Linked DNA regions of Mus musculus: all the other regions are linked to region 3. Evidence: chromatin loops called from intact Hi-C (ENCODE). Cell type or tissue: left cerebral cortex. All regions are shown on one strand. Each heading gives the region's core, and the rest is flanking DNA. Links, peaks and the distances in the headings are about the cores only. Region 1 has its middle 12 kb from the start of Npas4. Region 2 has its middle 7.3 kb from the start of Ctsf. Region 3 holds the start of Rbm4b (RNA binding motif protein 4B).

What was found. Peaks named below come from ENCODE experiments on the same cell type or tissue, not always from the same donor. Only the 100,000 strongest peaks of a DNase experiment are listed, where the experiment ranks them.
Region 1: a loop joins it to region 3, with 4 times the contacts of the local background. A loop is called at or near these places in 9 of 42 quality-filtered maps.
Region 2: a loop joins it to region 3, with 5 times the contacts of the local background. A loop is called at or near these places in 17 of 42 quality-filtered maps.

The regions. Positions count from the first base shown.
Region 1 is chr19:4,999,668-5,005,241 of GRCm38, reverse strand. It overlaps a transcript of Npas4 not described here. Among named protein-coding and RNA genes, the nearest start is that of Npas4, 12 kb to the right of the region's middle. In left cerebral cortex, for the core only: CTCF peaks have their summits at 1,415 (motif pointing left) and 2,916 (motif pointing right); DNase peaks (open chromatin) are centred at 2,965 and 3,321; H3K4me3 peaks cover 763 bases; H3K27ac peaks cover 1,755 bases.
Region 2 is chr19:4,845,076-4,850,649 of GRCm38, reverse strand. No RefSeq gene overlaps it. Among named protein-coding and RNA genes, the nearest start is that of Ctsf, 7.3 kb to the left of the region's middle. In left cerebral cortex, for the core only: a CTCF peak has its summit at 2,960; a DNase peak (open chromatin) is centred at 2,944.
Region 3 is chr19:4,752,619-4,758,159 of GRCm38, reverse strand. It overlaps Sptbn2 (spectrin beta, non-erythrocytic 2), which reads right to left. Exons shown (of 37, transcript NM_021287.2): 37 at 4,182-5,541. All of the region lies in intron 2 of Gm21992 (predicted gene 21992), which reads left to right. It overlaps Rbm4b (RNA binding motif protein 4B), which reads right to left and starts at 1,635. Exons shown (of 4, transcript NM_025717.3): 1 at 1,499-1,635; 2 at 491-914. The coding sequence starts at 902. In left cerebral cortex, for the core only: a CTCF peak has its summit at 2,422 (motif pointing left); DNase peaks (open chromatin) are centred at 1,694 and 2,399; H3K4me3 peaks cover 1,608 bases; H3K27ac peaks cover 1,927 bases.

The DNA of each region.
Region 1 (5,574 bases), core at 155-5,154, 250 kb before region 3:
GGTGCCACCCACAGTGGGCTGAGACCTCTGCTTCAATTAATAATCACAACAATCCCCCCATAGCCACGCCCACAGACCAGTTGGATGCAGGCAGTTCCTCAGCTGAGGCTGTCTCCTTTCAGATGACTGTGTCAATTTGGCAAAGTTAACTAGGATGGACTGTGACCTCTGAGTCATGGACTAGTGTAAATACTTTGTCCTGGAAGTAGCTCCTGTCTGATACTCTATAGGTCAACGGCAACAGCTGCTGATAGACCTGGCTAAAAACCTAGGCCTGGGGCAAATTGAGATTCTCTGCAGCAGAGATGCAATGTTGGTGGAAAATTACAGTTGACCATTGCAAGCCAAGGATGACATTTACCAACAACACCAATCTGCACTGTCCTTTTATCTTTTTCAAAACCCATAAATGTCCCAGAAGACCCAAATAGCAGCCTGCAGGAGGAGTTATAAAGGCGACTGTAACCACAGCCCCTACAAGAGAAACTGTGGCTGGAGCCAGAAAACACCTCAGGGTGACAGGAAAGCACTCAAAGGGAATGGGAGGAAAGCATTCAGGAGAGGCCCTTGAGGTTATATCTGCGGTGTCTGGATAAAGGTTACTCCTGAATGGATATTCCCAGCTCTCCAGAATTGGTAGAGAATCCTACTGAGGAAGAACGGGGAACAAAGCAAAGGTATGGCGGCTGAAAAAGGGAGTTGGTACATTGGTGTATTCCCTGAGATGCAGTAAGATGGCTTCTGACAGGATTGGAAGTTCAGACTCTGCTTGATAAATTCAGTTATTGTCACCACGTGGGGATGGATGTTCCTCATACCTGATGTGTCACTGTAAATGTCCCCTTTCTCAAAGCCACCAGCTGTGCCTCATCCTTGATGCCAACCAGCCCCTTGCATTCCTTTTGGTGGTTTGAATCAGAGCCTCACCACCCCTAAGTGCATGAGTTAAAAATACTAAGATGGGGAAGGGCTGGAGGTTGGTTCAGTGGTTAAGAGAGCTTACTGCTCTTACAGAGGACCAGGGTTCTATTCCCACAGCCACAGGATGACTCTTAAAAAAAAAAGATTTATTTATTTTATGTATATGAGTACACTGTAGCTGTACAAATGGTTGTGAACCTTCATGTGGTTGTTGGAAATTGAATTTAAGACTCGCTCTGGCCCAAAGATTTATTTATTATTATAAATAAGTACACTGTTGCTATCTTCAGGACACACTAGAAGAAGGCAACAGATCTCATTACTGGTGGTTGTGAGCCACCATGTGGTTGCTGGGATTTGAACTCAGGACCTTTGGAAGAGCAGTCAGTGCTCTTACCCACTAAGCCATCTTGCCAGTCCCATATGGCTACTCTTTTTTTTTTTTTTGTCCCATATGGCGACTCTTAGCTGTCCAGTTTCATCTTATGCCCTCTTCTGGCCCTCCATGGTCACTGCATACATAGACACATGAAGGCACACACTCACACATTTAAAACAAAAATAAATACATATTTTTAAATATAACATTTAAAAAAACAATGAAGGGGGCTGATCGAGGACTGGAGTGAGCAGAGGTCCTAAATTCAATTCCCAACAACCACATGAAGGCTCACAACCATCTGAACAGTTACAGTGTACTCATATACATAAAATAAATAAATCTTAAAAAAAAATAAGACAATGGAGGAGCCAGGCATGATGGCACACGCCTTTAATCTCAGCACTCAGGAGGCAGAGGCAGGTGGATCTCTGAGTTTGTGGTCAGCCTGGTCTACATAATGGGTGCCAGGACAAGCAGGGTAACTTAACAAAGAATGGGAAGCACCAAGGAAGGCATGGGGTTTGAGTCTCTATGAATCCTCACGCCAAGACCTCACTAGATAATAAAAGCCCTAATCACGTGGCCAAAGTTTACAAGAAAACTGGATGATGCTCCAAATACAAGCTAGTAAGACCAAAGCTGACACCCAGAGACTTGCAGATCAGTGTCTGTGCAGGGATAGCGAGGAAGTGTCGGGTCTGGGCAGAGCTACCCACTGGTATCAAGGCAGGTCTGTTCAAAACATCATCCGAAGGCAGGAGGGGCTCTGTAGAGCATCCAGGATAAGCAAGCAGGTAGGATTGTAAAACAACCACACTAAAATATGACACATGGCACATACACAATTATTGCTCTCCATGGAAGGAAAGAGACAGAGTTCCTTGCCCCTCTTCTGATCAGAGCTCTGTGTTATTAATGAAGAACTCCACGCTCTCTCTCCTAAAGGGTAATGTCTCACAGAAGTGGTAGGCTTCATTCAGTTTCCTTGTCCCCAATTCTAAGATCAGTAGTCTAGAGACCTGGGCCCCACACTCTCCAGCAAGCCATTCACTTCTATGAGTGTCAGTCTTACAGGTGAAACGGCAATAATTTTAAGGAGTTCCATCTTGCTTATCCCAAGGGACTGTGAGGCTGGTCAAGAGGCCGCAGACGTGAAACTAAGAGGGCCACAAGCACTTTTTTTTGTTTGTTTTGTTTTTCAAGACAGGGTTTCTCTGTATAGCCCTGGCTGTCCTGAAATTCACTTTATAGACCAGGCTGGCCTCGAACTCATAAATCCGCCTGCCTCTGCCTCCCGAGTGCTGGGATTAAAGGCGTGCGCCACCACACCCGGCTCACAAGCACTTTTTAATTCTGTGATGAGTTCTGGGGGCATCGCCCCTTGATGCTGGAATTTCTTGGGTAAACTTGCCCGGTCTTTCAACCTCGATTTTTCTCCCCTGTAAAATGGTTACAATAGTAGTAATCTGCATTGGAGATGATTTGAGAATGAAATGAAGCAGTGTGGAGCAGCACTTACCTTCGTACTATATATGCCATTCATTATCTCTGAATCCTCCCCACAACTTCATTAACGCCAATGTTTTCTCCCGCGCGAACGCCAGAGGGCGACATAGACGGCGAGAACCCCAGTCACAAACACTTGCCGCAGCATCATGATCCTTCACACAGGGGCGCTAAGAGACAGGCTGTCAGGTTTTCCACAGATTTAGGAAACTGACTGAGGAAAGGGGAACCCTGGGAAGAGAGAAGCAATGAACCATAAGGTCAGAGATGTCTAGGCCCAATAGCCCCCAGGCCTCTGGGACGCAGTAGGATCAGTGGGGAATGGGTGGGTCACGGCACTCTTTCTTTCTGGTAGTTTCTGCATTCATTCTGCAGTCTTGTTATTTGACCGCAGAGGGGGCGCGCGTCCCTGCGGGCTCCTCTGCTTGTTGCAGCTCATTCATCTGCTAACCGCGACACTCCGTTGCCATGGCAATGTGATGCAGACAGAGTGGGGTGGCCCGGAGGAGGGAGGCCCTGCGTGACGTCTGTGCTCCTCGCAGCTCTTCTCTCGCGGCCTCCCAGTTCTTGCCTATTTTGGAAGAGAGCCGCAGCCCTTCTGCTGATGCGCGCGCGCTGGCGCCTTTTTAAGGCAACTGGCAGAGTGGCGGCTTCGCCAGTGCTCAGGAGCTTCCCCCGCCCCTGAGCGGTAGAGTCCTGGCCGGCCTTGGAAGCCCCCCGGAGCCATCGCCCCACCCCATGCCCATCTTAATGCCCTCCACTATTGTGGGAGACATTTAACCTTGGAGAGAGGAGGTCTTGCCCTTAACCCCTCGCCCCCCGCCCCCAACAGAGGAGACTGTCTCATAGAAACCTTGGAAGCAAACAAGATGCCAGGCCTATCCGTGCTTGGAGATACTACTACGGACAAGGCCACAGAGAGACAACGCCAGGTGAGGACCTCAAGGCCCTCGGGCCTCCCTTCAGCATCCTGATTAAGCCTGGGGCTTAGTCTAAAGTAGATTGGGATCTCAGGAAAACTCAACTCTCTCATTAAACTGAAAGGGAAACTGAGGCACAGAGAAGAGTAATGATTGGCTAGAGTCCCATGGCTAATTCCTGGAGGAATAGGCCTGAGACCAGGGAGCCTGGCTTCCTGGCCTGGAATCAGTCACCTGTGACTACAGATAATACTGTGTTCATCTTTGTCCCTTGTCCTTCACCCAGCCAAGGGCGAGGCAATTCCATCTTGGTACCAGCTGTGCTATCTTTTCTTCCCAGCAACATCCAGATCTTAGGTGGGTTCTCTGGACCAATGGCTATCCTGGACAAACTTCTGGACCCCATGGACTTCATGACCAGACAACCAGGTTGCTGCTTACAAGCGTCTGCATCCATCGAAGGCTTCTTGCAGCCCACCAGCTCTCTGAAACTTTCTGGAGTCAAACCTCCCCTAGACTGTCTGCAAGTGCCACTTGGCTTCTGGATGGGAATGTGGCCCTGCTGGACACTCCCCAGAGCCAGGTGGACCCAGCCCCTTGGACCCTCTGCCCAGTCCTGATGATACCCTGACAGAGGACATGACATACTTGGCCATTCTGAAGGAGATGTGCAATTTCCAGACATCTGCAGGTCTCCACTCTAGACCAGGGTTAGGGGCTCAGAGTGGATCTGATCTAGATCAACATTTGTGGTTCTGGGTGTAGCTCTCTGGAGCTTGAATGGTGTTTCCAATGGGCGCCCATTGCCAGGGCCACACCTTCAATGCACAAAGGGAAAACTAAGGCAGTCTTCAAAGAGACATCATTTGCCGAGGTCACAAGGCAAGACAATATATTTGTTGCTAAGGTTAGAACCCAGAACTCTGCCTCCTGGACTCTTTTGAGTCCAGCTTTTGAAAAATACTTAGGCTCACTGCGCTGTGTGTGAATCAAAGACCCGTTTCAGGATCTACTTCTCGAGTGTGGACATGGCCCTTGGGTTACCTTGCTCTGTGCCCTCAGTCACCCACTTCAGTTGGGCCTCTGAGAGTCTCTGAGGGACCATGCTGAGAGGATTGTCTTCCTTCCACAAGACTGAAGTGAAGGGAACCACAGATGGTAGTTACTTCCGACACAGGCCGTGCAGACTGCTCTGAGGTCTTGTTCTGTGCATTTCAGACTCCATCAGATTCCTCCAATGGTGAGTCCCCTGGTGAAGCAGGCACAGACCTGTAAGAATGACCCTGGCTAGGTTGGATCTAATGAGGGGGAAAGTCAGCGAACTGCTTGCTTTCCATTGAGCTACAGCCTCGGAAAGCATTCCTTTCCCCAAGTCCAGACAGTCCTGTTGTTCAGGACTCCCAGGTGACCCTGCTCATCCAGAGCCGACCGTGAGGCGTGGTCCCCTGGAAGACTTTAGGTCCTTTCAGACCCTGGCACTGTGCACACGGGCTTGACTTCTCCCAAAACTGGGTTTTAGTATTGCAGTATTCAAATTCCAAAGCCTGAGGGGCACAGGGCCAAGTGGAACCTGGACAGGCATGCTCGGGAGGCCAGATATAGGAGGATGATCTTTTCAGGGCAAGTGTTCTGGTGTTCTTGCACATTGCAAATAGGGAAAGTGAGGCTCTTAGAGGAGAAGGGGCTAGCTTGATAGCCCCAGTGGACAGAGTTAGGTCCAGAATCCATGTCTCTTGACTTTCCAGCCTGGGACTCTGCCTCAAACACAAGCTGCTGGCACTGAGGCTAAGCTCACTTCCTCTTCATCCCCAGCCAGGGCTGGGCCACTCAGGAGCTCTCCCATTC
Region 2 (5,574 bases), core at 132-5,131, 92 kb before region 3:
TGCAGATGTTAACCTGGGGCTTTTCTTTGCCCTTTTGCTCTCTCTAACAACAGGGCATCTCTACGCCTGCCCTAGCCCGTTTAGCTCCTGAATCAATGACACAGAGACAAGCTGCAGGTAGCATGCTGGGCAGATGCTCGTCTACTGAAGCCCTCTACAGCTGCCTACTTCCCAGCGGTATCTGAGTCTTGCTCTGGCTGGCTCTGATCCATGTGTGTCCTCACGGTGACTCCTGGCAAATCCTCCTGATCCCTCCCTTCCTTTCCTTTTTTCTTCTCTGCTTCTTTCTTTTTGCTTGGGCCCCCCTGACTGGGACTGGAAGTCTCCTCTTATTCTCTTCTGCCCATTTTTTTTTTTTTTTTTTTTTTTTTTGAGATAGGGTTTCTTTGTATAGCCCTGGCTGTCTTGGAACTCACTCTGTAGACCAGGTGGAACTCAAACTCAGAAATCCACCTGCCTCTGCCTTCCAAGTGCTGGAATTAAAGGCATGCACCACCACTGCCTGGCACTTCTGCCCATCTTTAGGCAGAATCAGCTCTTTATTAAGCAATCAAAGGTAATGGAAAAGAAGTTTTATACATCACTGAGACAGGAGATGCTCCAAATATCATGACAATGTCTACGTCTAGATTGCAAAGAGACCTCTGGGCACAGCAATCAGCATCTGAATACAGAGCGCACCCCCGCCCCCATCACAGCTGGGCCTCTTGGTAGGAGTGGGCAGGACATGAGGCCCTCACTTGAGCATTCGGCTACCCTTCCAACCAGTTGTTTGCAATTCTATCCTAATTGCACATGGGTTCATAGTCTCTGGGTAGGGCTAGAGCAGTGGTTCTCAGCCTGTGGGTTGAGACTCATTTGGGGATCAAACGACCTTTTCACAGGGTTTGCGTGTCCCAAAATCCTGCATATCAGATATTTACATTATGATTCATAATAGTAGCAAAATTACAGCTATAAAGGAGTAACAAAAATAATTTTATGGCTAGGGTTCACCACAACACGAGGAACTGTATTAAAGGGTTGTAGCCTTAGGAAGGTTGGGAACCACTGGTTTGAGGATATGGTTTTGGAAGGACTAGGGACAGAGCTCCACTTACTTATACAGTCATACCTGTTGGCTTACATACAAATCCTCTGGCTCCTCCCAGGGACCTAGCAATAAGGACCTAGCAATACACTGCTTGCCATTGCTTGCTGTGCACTAGCCAGATGCAGCAGCAGCCATGTACAAAAAGGATAGCTTGCTACTCCAGCCCCCCGACTCTCTACCCCCTTCTCATTCTCTTTTCTCTCTCTGTTTCACATGTTCCCAGCTGGCCTCTCTTTCTTTCTGTCCTTTTCAGTCCCTGCTTTCTCTGCCCACATGGCTCTGTCTACATTTACCCCTTCTCCGGGTCCTCACTCCCCTCCCCTCCCAAACAACCCTCCCTTCTGCCAGGTCTGTCACCTGCCTCAGGGGACACCTCGGTGTCGGCCTGCCAGCTAACTCCTTGCACCTGCTGCTGCTGCATTATATTTCTTTTTTTTTAAAATATTTATTTATTTATTATATGTAAATACACTGTAGCTGTCTTCAGACACTCCAGAAGAGGGCATCAGATTTCGTTATGGATGGTTGTGAGCCACCACGTGGTTGCTGGGATTTGAACTCAGGACCTTAGGAACCTTAGTCGGCACTCTTAACCGCTGAGCCATCTCACCAGCCCTGCATTATATTTCATAACAGTTAAGATGCCTCATGCATGCTGGTGCAGCGCTTCCAGCCTCCAGGGCGGCTGCTCTAAGGTGCTCCTAATTTAGCTTCTCACCCATGACTCTGAAGAAAGCCTGATAAGCTCTGATTCTGCAGTGAACTTTGGTGGGATAGGGTCTTGCTTGGCTGTTGGGACCCTAGGAGCAGGGTAGATATTGAGACAGACATGACTTGCATCACCCCCCCAGGAAAGGAATTTTAGCCAAACATGTGCACACACGAACACACATACACAAAAGAGAAATGAAAAAAAAAAAAAAAACCAAACCAACCAAAAAACAAATTATAGCTAGATATCTTGTAAAGTGCAAAGTGAATTTAGAATTTTTGATATAACATAGAATGATTAAATCAAGCTATTAACCTATATGTCAACTCAAATGTTTGATGTTTGAGGGGATGAGGATATTCGAGACGTATTCTTCCTTGGTCTGTGGAGATGTACAGCACTTATTAGCTGTACTAGACCTCAAAGGGGAAAAATCTAGACGCTTAACCTTCATAATCTTCTAAAGAAATTTCGACACTTAACCCTCGTCTGACGCTTAAAGCTTCATGACCTTTGACTTTCATCTCCCCACAGCTCCCCCACCCCTGCTCTGCCCCATGCTCTGCCCCTCCACCCCTAATCTGGTAGCTAGCCGTCAGTCTACTCAGACTCTGTGAGTTCGTTGCTTTAGATCAAGCGTGTGAGATAGTCGAGGATTTGCCTTTCTGTGCCCAGCTTACCTCACTCAATGTTTTCCCGTTAAGTGACTGCTGGCTAGTATGCATTTATTTTGAGGATCCTTCCTCTTCCTTGCCACTTCTAAATTTCCCATAATTCGTACTCTTTCTTTTTTTTTTCAATTTTTTATTAGGTATTTTCTTCATTACATTTCAAATGCTATCCCGAAAGTCCCCTATACCCTCACCCACCCTGCTCCCCTACCCACCCACTCCCACTTCTTGGCCCTGGCATTCCCCTGTACTGGGGCAAATAAAGTTTGCAAGACCAAGGGGCCTGCCTCTCTTCCCAATGATGGCCGACTAGGCCATCTTCTGCTACATATGCAGCTAGAGACACGAGCTCTGGGGGTATTGGTTAGTTCATATTGTTGTTCCACATATAGCGTACTCTTTCTCTTAGTTGAACTTTTTCTCCTTCAGGTGGAGCGAGAGGAAGCTGGGAGTCCACTGCTGCTATGACTCCTCACTGGCACAAGGTGACACTGTTGAGGTTGAATCCTGCACCATCCAGTGTTAGAAGCCCTGAAACTCCTTGAAGGCCTGGAGATTAAGATTCGAAGCTCCCACTCCGAATATGCAGACCCCTGCAACTTCCCCATGTCGGAAACTTGACTGTATAGTTTGTAGTAGTGGGGAACTGTGTTCATGCTTTCCCCCAAAAAAGAATCAGAAAAAAAAAAAATTAACAATTTGAGATATGGTGGTACACAGTTTTAACCCCAGCAGGGGTGTCTCTGTGAGCTCAAGGTTAGCATAAGCGACATAAGGAGTTTCAGAGCAGCCAGGACTACACAGAGAGAACCTGTCTGAAAAAAGGAGGAGATGGAGAAGAGTTTGTGGCTGTACTGGCTAGTTTTGTGTCAACTTGACACAGCTGGAGTTATTACAGAGAAAGGAGCTTCAGTTGAGGAAATGCCTCCATGAGATCCAACTGTATTAGTGATCAAGGGGGAAAGACCCCTTGTGTGTGGGACCATCTCTGGGCTGGTAGTCTTGGGTTCTATAAGAGAACAGGCTGAGCAAGCCAGGGGAAGCAAGCCAGTAAAGAACATCCCTCCATGGCCTCTGCATCAGCTCCTGCTTCCTGACCTGCTTGAGTTCCAGTCCTGACTTCCTTGGTGATGAACAGCAGTATGGAAGTGTAAGCCGAATAAACCTTTTCCTCCCCAACTTGCTTCTTGGTCATGATGTTTGTGCAGGAATAGAAGCCCTGACTAAGACAGTGGCCATCCTGGGCTACGGAGCTAGTTCAGGCTGAGTCGGAGCTGCAGGCAACTTTGTCTCGGAAACAAAGACTCATGGATTCGCTTTAAGGGAGGATTAGATTTAACGGAGGGTCAGCTGTGAAAAGCACGTTGCAGTTGCAGTTGGCAAAGCATGGGCAAACACTGACTTGATTAGTACTAGACCCACCAAACCGGAGCAGCACTAAGCAATGGATCCTGAATATATAAAGAGCCCTGAGAAACTGAGAAAATAAAAGCCAAAACCTGGGGGAAGGGGGCTGCAGAGATGGCTTGGTGGTTAAGAACACTTGCTGCTCTTGAAAAGGACCGTGGTTTAGTTCTCAGCTCCCACATGGCAGCTCACAACCATCTAAAACTCCAGTTCCAGAGTAGTCAATACCCCTTTCTGGCACCATCCAAACACCTATACACATAAAACAATTTAAAAATTTTTAAAGGTTAAAGAAATCAAAACCTTGAGTAAGAATAAACATACCATGAAAAAGAACAAACTAGAATGAATATAGACCAACATGGATTTATCCTTTTAGAGAATGCTCTTAAGTTTCTATATGAGAAAGTGTTACAGAGTTTGTGACCCCTGAGAAAAGACCATAGACCCAATCCAATTATAATTAACAGGTTTACTGATTCGCTGCCACTAGGATAACCAATCTCTGAGTCAAATTTGAGATTGCCATGAAGGAATGGTTTGGGACTTCAATATCTATGCAAGCAAGCAAAAATTGTTCTGTTCTACCAGGTTAAATGATTAAAGCAACTCAAAACAATATTTGGGTATCTGTGCAAGTTACAGAAAAAAAAAGCAGTTAGTCATATCATTATAAGTAGATAGTCACGGCTGTACATTTCTGGGTATGTGGGAGGAGTCACTCAGTCAGGGTTACTGGGAACTTAACTTCCAGGGATTGTGACAAATGGCTGGTGAGACAGAGACAAATGGCTGGTAGGTACCAAAATGAATGTCTAGCATAAAATAGAGCTTCTTTAGTCATTAACACTAAATCTAAAAAGATGAAATTGGGCAATTTGAAGCTAAAAATAACGAAACTCCAAAGCTGTGATGGATCTAGAATGTCATGGGCAATTCAGTGAAGTGTGCTCAAGGCTCAGGACTCATGGCTCAGGGCTTGGGCTCAGGGCATGTCCTCCTATGGCATTTTTTTTTAAAACAGGGTTTTACCTTATAGCTACAGTTGAACTTGGAATTCACTATCTATCTCAGGCAAGCTTCTTGGCAACCCTCCTGCCTTTTTTTTGCTTTTGTGTCTTACTAAGTTACCTAGTCTGGTCTTGAACCCATTCTGTAGTCCAGGCAGAGAGTGGACTTGTGAATCTCTTCCTCCTTAGCTTCTTAGCCTAAGAAGCTAAGGTTAAAGAGTTCTGCCACTAGGTCAGACTATGTCTGAGCTCCATCCCTGGCCTACCCTGCCCCCAGTTTTGAGATAGGTTCTCACTAAGTAGCCAGTCCAGGCTGGTCTTCAACTTGTTTATGATTCTCTTGCCTCAGTCTCCCAAGTGCTGGGGTCATGGGCATGGGCTGCCGTGTTCAGCTACAAGATATGACGATTTTTTTTTTTTTTTCTTTTTTCCGGAGCTGAGGACCGAACCCAGGGCCTTGGGCTTGCTAGGCAAGCACTTTACCACTGAGCTAAATCCCCAACCCCGATATGACGATTTTTTTTTTTTTTTTTTTTTTTTTTTTTTTTTTTTGGTTTTTCGAGACAGGGTTTCTCTGTAGTCTTGGCTGTCCTGGAACTCACTTTGTAGACCAGGCTGGCCTCGAACTCAGAAATCCACCTGTCTCTGCCTCCCAAGTGCTAGGATTAAAGGCGTGTGCCA
Region 3 (5,541 bases), core at 1-5,000:
TGAACACCTCAAAGATACCCATCTACCCAACCAGACTCACCACAGATTCTCATACTGCGCTTCTTCTAGATTCCCTTTTTCCTCTTTACTACCACCAGCCATCCTCGAAAGCAGCAGAGGGTAAAAACTCTCAAAGGCTTCTGGGTCCACCACAAACCAGCAACAAAGTCCTAACCTCTAGCCCTTCTCACACTACCTAACTACTTCTCTGCCTAGGCAACTTAAGACTTGTGACAGTACTCAAGTGAATGAAGACCAAAGGCAGGCAGGCAGGAGCCCATGCAGTTGTGGAGAAGGAGCTTGGCGAATACAATGGGGAAGGCTTACTTCCCCAGAGTGAATTATGCTAAGAGTAGTAAACATAACCTGTTCTTTGCATTTAAAAGAATGGCAGAAGCCACTCTTGAAGCCCTGTGGTCTTGTGTTCTTCCCTCTGCCTTGAGCTAGAGACTCCACGAAGGTCTGCCACCCAATCCCCAGAACAGTTCACCTTGAAACTCTGTGTTGTCGAGGCCCCTGATGGCCTCCACCGCATCCTCTGCCCGCTCCATGTGTACAAAGGCATAATCTTTCACGATGTCACATTCGATGACTGGGCCGTACTCCTCAAACTTGGCCCGAAGCTCTTGGTTGGTACAAGTGGGGCTGATGTTGCCCACGTGTAACTTGGTTGAAGCTTTGCTCTTATTCTTGCTGGCTTCCACATTGATGTTCACTCCGTGCAGCTTGTAGTGGTGCAGGTTGCGTATGGCATCCTCAGCGGCCGTCTTGTCCTCTATGTGCACAAAGCCATAATTCTTAATGATGTCACATTCCAGCACCTTCCCGTACTGCTCGAAGAGTGAGCGGATCTCCTGCTCTGTGGCCTCCCGGGGCAGATTTCCAATGAACAGCTTCACCATCCTGACAAGAGCCTGGCAGAGAAGAAACAAGATTTTAAAAGTCAGGTGTGAAGTGAGAAACTGACACTACAGCACACCCCGACCCTCACAGTTCTTTTTGAGAGAGGAACTGCTGTGTGACAATGCCAACAGAAGGTCGGGGGTCAGAATGCACAACAAGGTCTAAGATATATATCCGTGAGGTCAGGCACATTGACTCTACAAGGTTAGCTCCTTCACGGTTTAGCACAGGGATGAAAGACAAGTGGAAGGCATGAAGTATCTGAATGTCCCTAGTTACGGGTTTTTGGAGGGAAATCTGTGTACCTCTCCACAGCGCGGTATCCCCTCCCACCATACTCCAAGAACGAAAGCCCTCTTTCACCCAACACTGGACCCCTATCCTCAGCGGCCCAACCTCCGCTGCAACATCCCAACAAAGACTCGGCCCGACCCCTGCCCCGCCCCCTCCGGAGACCCGGCCCCGCCTCCTTTCCTTGTCTTCCCGGGACCTTCCTCAGAAGATGAGTGGCCCCAAACCCGAGCCTTCCCGGCCCTCCGAGGTCCGGCCCAGTCCGCTCCAGGGCTTCCCACACACCCACAGCATCCTCTCCTACCTCCGGGTGGTGCCGGCGGTGGCGGCGGGTCCCGCGTCAGAGAGAACCCTACAAAATGGCGACGGCCGCTCGAGCCTCGGCGCGACCGGGCGCTTTCTCGCGCGCCAGCTCACGCACGCGCGAGTGCGCGCTGCCTGCCTCCCCTCCCCCTCGCAGGAGCGGGGCGACCAATCCTGCGGCCGCACACAACTGTCCGCCCCCCGTGCGGGGGCGGGGTCATGTGGTGACGGCACTGCGGAGCGAAGGTCAGCCCGCCCCCAGCCCGGGCTAGCCAATCACCGCCTTGGGAGTGGGTCGCGGCTTGCGCGTCAAGGGGGCTCAGGAAGCAACCATTGCCTTGGCAAAACCGTAAGGCCCGGGGGAGTCTCTAAGCATCACAATGGATCGTGGTATTGGGCGCACTGTCGAGGGGGCTGATGACAAAGGGTTGTGTCACTGGGCCCGCTAGAAGGGGGTTTTCTCAACCTCTGGCTGCTGAGAGCGATACTTCAGAAACCCAGGCACTACCACATCTTAACCTAATCTCTCCCTTGTTTGGGTAGGAAGGGGTAAGAATTCCCGTAAAACAATTTAATTTTCACTGCAATAGTGTTGTTCATTGGTGAAGAAGCTGAGACTGAGAGTGGAGTAGAAAGATAATCTGGGTTAGAACTAGGTTAGGTCTGAGGGAGGCATTTCTCTATCCAAACTATACTTTGTCATGTTTATTCATGAATATACGTGGGCTGGCTTTCCCTCGTAGTATCTGTCTATCCTGGTTCCTGAAATGTGGTGAGCATTACCAAGGAATACGTTGTCCAGAGGTCCAGGGAGAATCCAGGTTTGGGGAATGAGTGACAAGGGTTCCGCATCCGTCCCAAGCTGCCTGAGGCACAGGCAATTGTCAGGCTCCAGACTCTCTGTTGCGGTCCAAGGGCACCTCCTGGTGGCAAGCAGGGTACCAGCTTGGTGGATCACTATCACAAAGCAGCGGGCTTACAGACATTGAGGGATTGAATTCATCTCCTAGAAGAGGCACCGGGATGGTTGTTAGACCATCCCCATTGTTGTCAAAACAATTCCCCATTGTGGTAGTTCCAACACCAGCTCCTCCAATAGTATAGAGATCAGTTCCCCGAGTTGACTTCCTGCACCCAAGCTACTTGGAAACATTTCTTTACCAAATCCATGTTTCCCACTCATTTCAGAAGGCATTGTCTAATTGTAATTACACATTTTTAAAATTAATTTTTTTTGGTTTGTTTTTCGAGATGGGGTTTTCTGGCAGTCTTGGCTGTCCTGGAACCTCCTCGGGATCTGCTATCACCTAACCTTGTACATTGTATTTTGGGATCTCTTCCCAAATTTGTGGGGGCTCCACAACTAATGCTCTACTAACAGTTCCCATTTTTTTCTTTTTTAAGATTTATTTATTTATTTATTATATGTAAGTACACTGTAGCTGTCCTCAGACACTTCAGAAGAGAGAGTCAGATCTCGCTATGGATGGTTATGAGCCACCATGTGGTTGCTGAGATTTGAACTCCTGACCTTCGGAAGAGCAGTCCGGTGCTCTTACCCACTGAGCCATCTCACCAGCCCAGTTCCCATTTTTCTATACAATTTCATTTCACCCCCTTTCTCCCTCCCTGCCTCTTTTAGACATGGCTTTTCTGTGTAGTCAAGGCTGTCCAAGAACTGGCTGTGTAATCCAGACTAGCCTTGAACTCACACTCCTACCTCAGCCTCCCAAGTGCTGGTTAATTACAGGTGTGTGATATCATTTCTAGCCTCCAGTTTTATCGTTTTTTATTATGTGAGTTGGGTGGTGATGAGCACATTCAGGCGGCTCTGTGAGTTGGAGGCCAGCCTGGTCTAAGAGCAACTTCCAGAACACTAAGGGCTACAGAGAGAAGCAATGTCTCAAACAAACAGACAAAACAAAACCCCATACCCCAAGACAACCAAACCAAACCAAACCCTAACATGTGTAAGTAGTACCAAGTTCCCAGAAAAAAAGAAAAAAAGAAAAAAGCCCTGCTAGAATATCCTCCACTTGGAACACAGAGGCACTATGTTTGTCTGTTCTGTTTTTCCTGTCATTACCAAGGTCTGGTAGTAACTTTTCTAATTTTTGTCAGTTGAAAAGGTGTAAAGTTTTATTCACAACTCGACGTAGTTTGTTTTTGTCTTGTTTCTAATGAATTTCAAAATACCTTGTTCTTATCATTTGTGCGAATGTACATTTCCTGCTTTCCGTCTTCTGTCTGGATTTTAGGTCTCAGCCTTTGGGTTGAGCTGTCGAGTTTTCCTCATATTGTAGCTATTTCTACTTGGTTCAGATATCTTGTCATTACACTAATAGCTTTGTTTTTTGAGGGAAATATTTTTAATGTAACCAAATTATTGTTTCCTAAAGCTTTCTCTTTTATGTTCTCTTTAAGATACCCTCTCCTACCACAGCTCATGTAGATAGTCTATTCTCTTCCATTCCTATTACCTTTCACTCTTAGATCTGTGGTCCAGTTTGAACAGTGCCATACAATAGAGATACAATGAGTCATATAAGTAATTCGTGATAAACTGTGAAAATGGTCTGTGGGTTCAGCTCAATAGTAAAGCATTAATCTAACAACCACAAAGCTCTCGGTTTCATACCTAGCACAGTGAATAAATACAAATTTCCAGGAAACATCAAACTATAAAACCTTGAAATCTATTTTAATATTTTTGACATTCTAACATGAGACCAATATAAAAATTGAGATAATTGAATTCCCCTTGAAGTCCTGAATATCTGTTATTTCATACCTTCAGCACATCGCAGTTTACACTTGCCACACGTTGCATACTCAGTAGTCCACTGTGGCCATTAGCTTCCATGTGGGTCAACACAAGCAAAACCCACCCTCGTCAGTGGTGGTCGGTAAAAGTGCAAAGTATGAGCCCATTCATTGCTGCTGATCCCTGCTTCCCACCGGTCTGCAGGGCCAACACTGGTGTTATTTTTGTCCCCATAGCTTTCAGGGCCCCGTTCTATCTATCATCCTTCTCCTCTCTCCCACCGATACTCCAAGATGTCTTTCCTGAAGACTTGCTCCCTAGCCCTCTGTTTACCCTCTTATCTGTCCTATGTGGAACCCTATTCTCAAGTGGCTTTAGCTGCCACACGTGTAGACTTTCACCTAATTCCTGTCCTTCCTTTTCATTCAGTTACTGCTCTGCCTAGCACTCAATTGCAAGGCCATTTCTCCATTAATTCCTCTCACACATAGTACATCTGCTTTCAAACTTTTCCAATTACTGCTTTTTCCCCCAAGCCCCATGATCTGAGCTCTCCACAATAACGCTCCATGTGTAACAGCTGAAGGAGAGTTATGAGGAAAATGTGTGCTGACGTTTGTTTTGCCTGAGAATGGGGTGTTGCTGTTACACTGTTGTGGGGCGACTGAAACCACCTAAGAGAAAGGCCGTCCCTGAGAGAGAGAATACTTACCCTGTGAATAATGTGCTGTGCCAGATCTGATGTGTGGAGCCCAGCTTGGGGCTGTGTCATAATAGTTCCTAGTCTACATACACCTGGCTCTGCTTGTCTTTGTTTTGACTGATGGTAGTCAGGGCTGCTTGGGGTCCCTGGCCAGTTATGCTGAAGACAGTAGTTTTCCTGAGTCAAACAGACTCAAGACTTGCAATTTTTAATACCTTCTGTTTATACATTGCAAAGTTTAAGAACAAATACTCTCTCCATCTCTAGAATACATTGTGTGTTTATTTACATACTCAGGATATCCTTATGGCTTTCTAGGGTGACCTAGAATTCAGGAGGTAGGACCTGCCACTCTTCTGATTCTGTGGGAGCTCCCTTGATTTTATGGGAAAGACAGAAAGGTGCTCACCTTTCCACTGATGGCTGAGCAGCAGTTAAGACTAGGTTGTGGTAATAACCCTCACTACTCCTTATTGAAAACAGTTGAGACACTTGGGAGTGAGGAAAATTAGCGAGGAGTTGTAGTTTAGAGTGCTTGCCTTGCATGCACGGCAAGAAATTTAACAAAAAAGTGTGC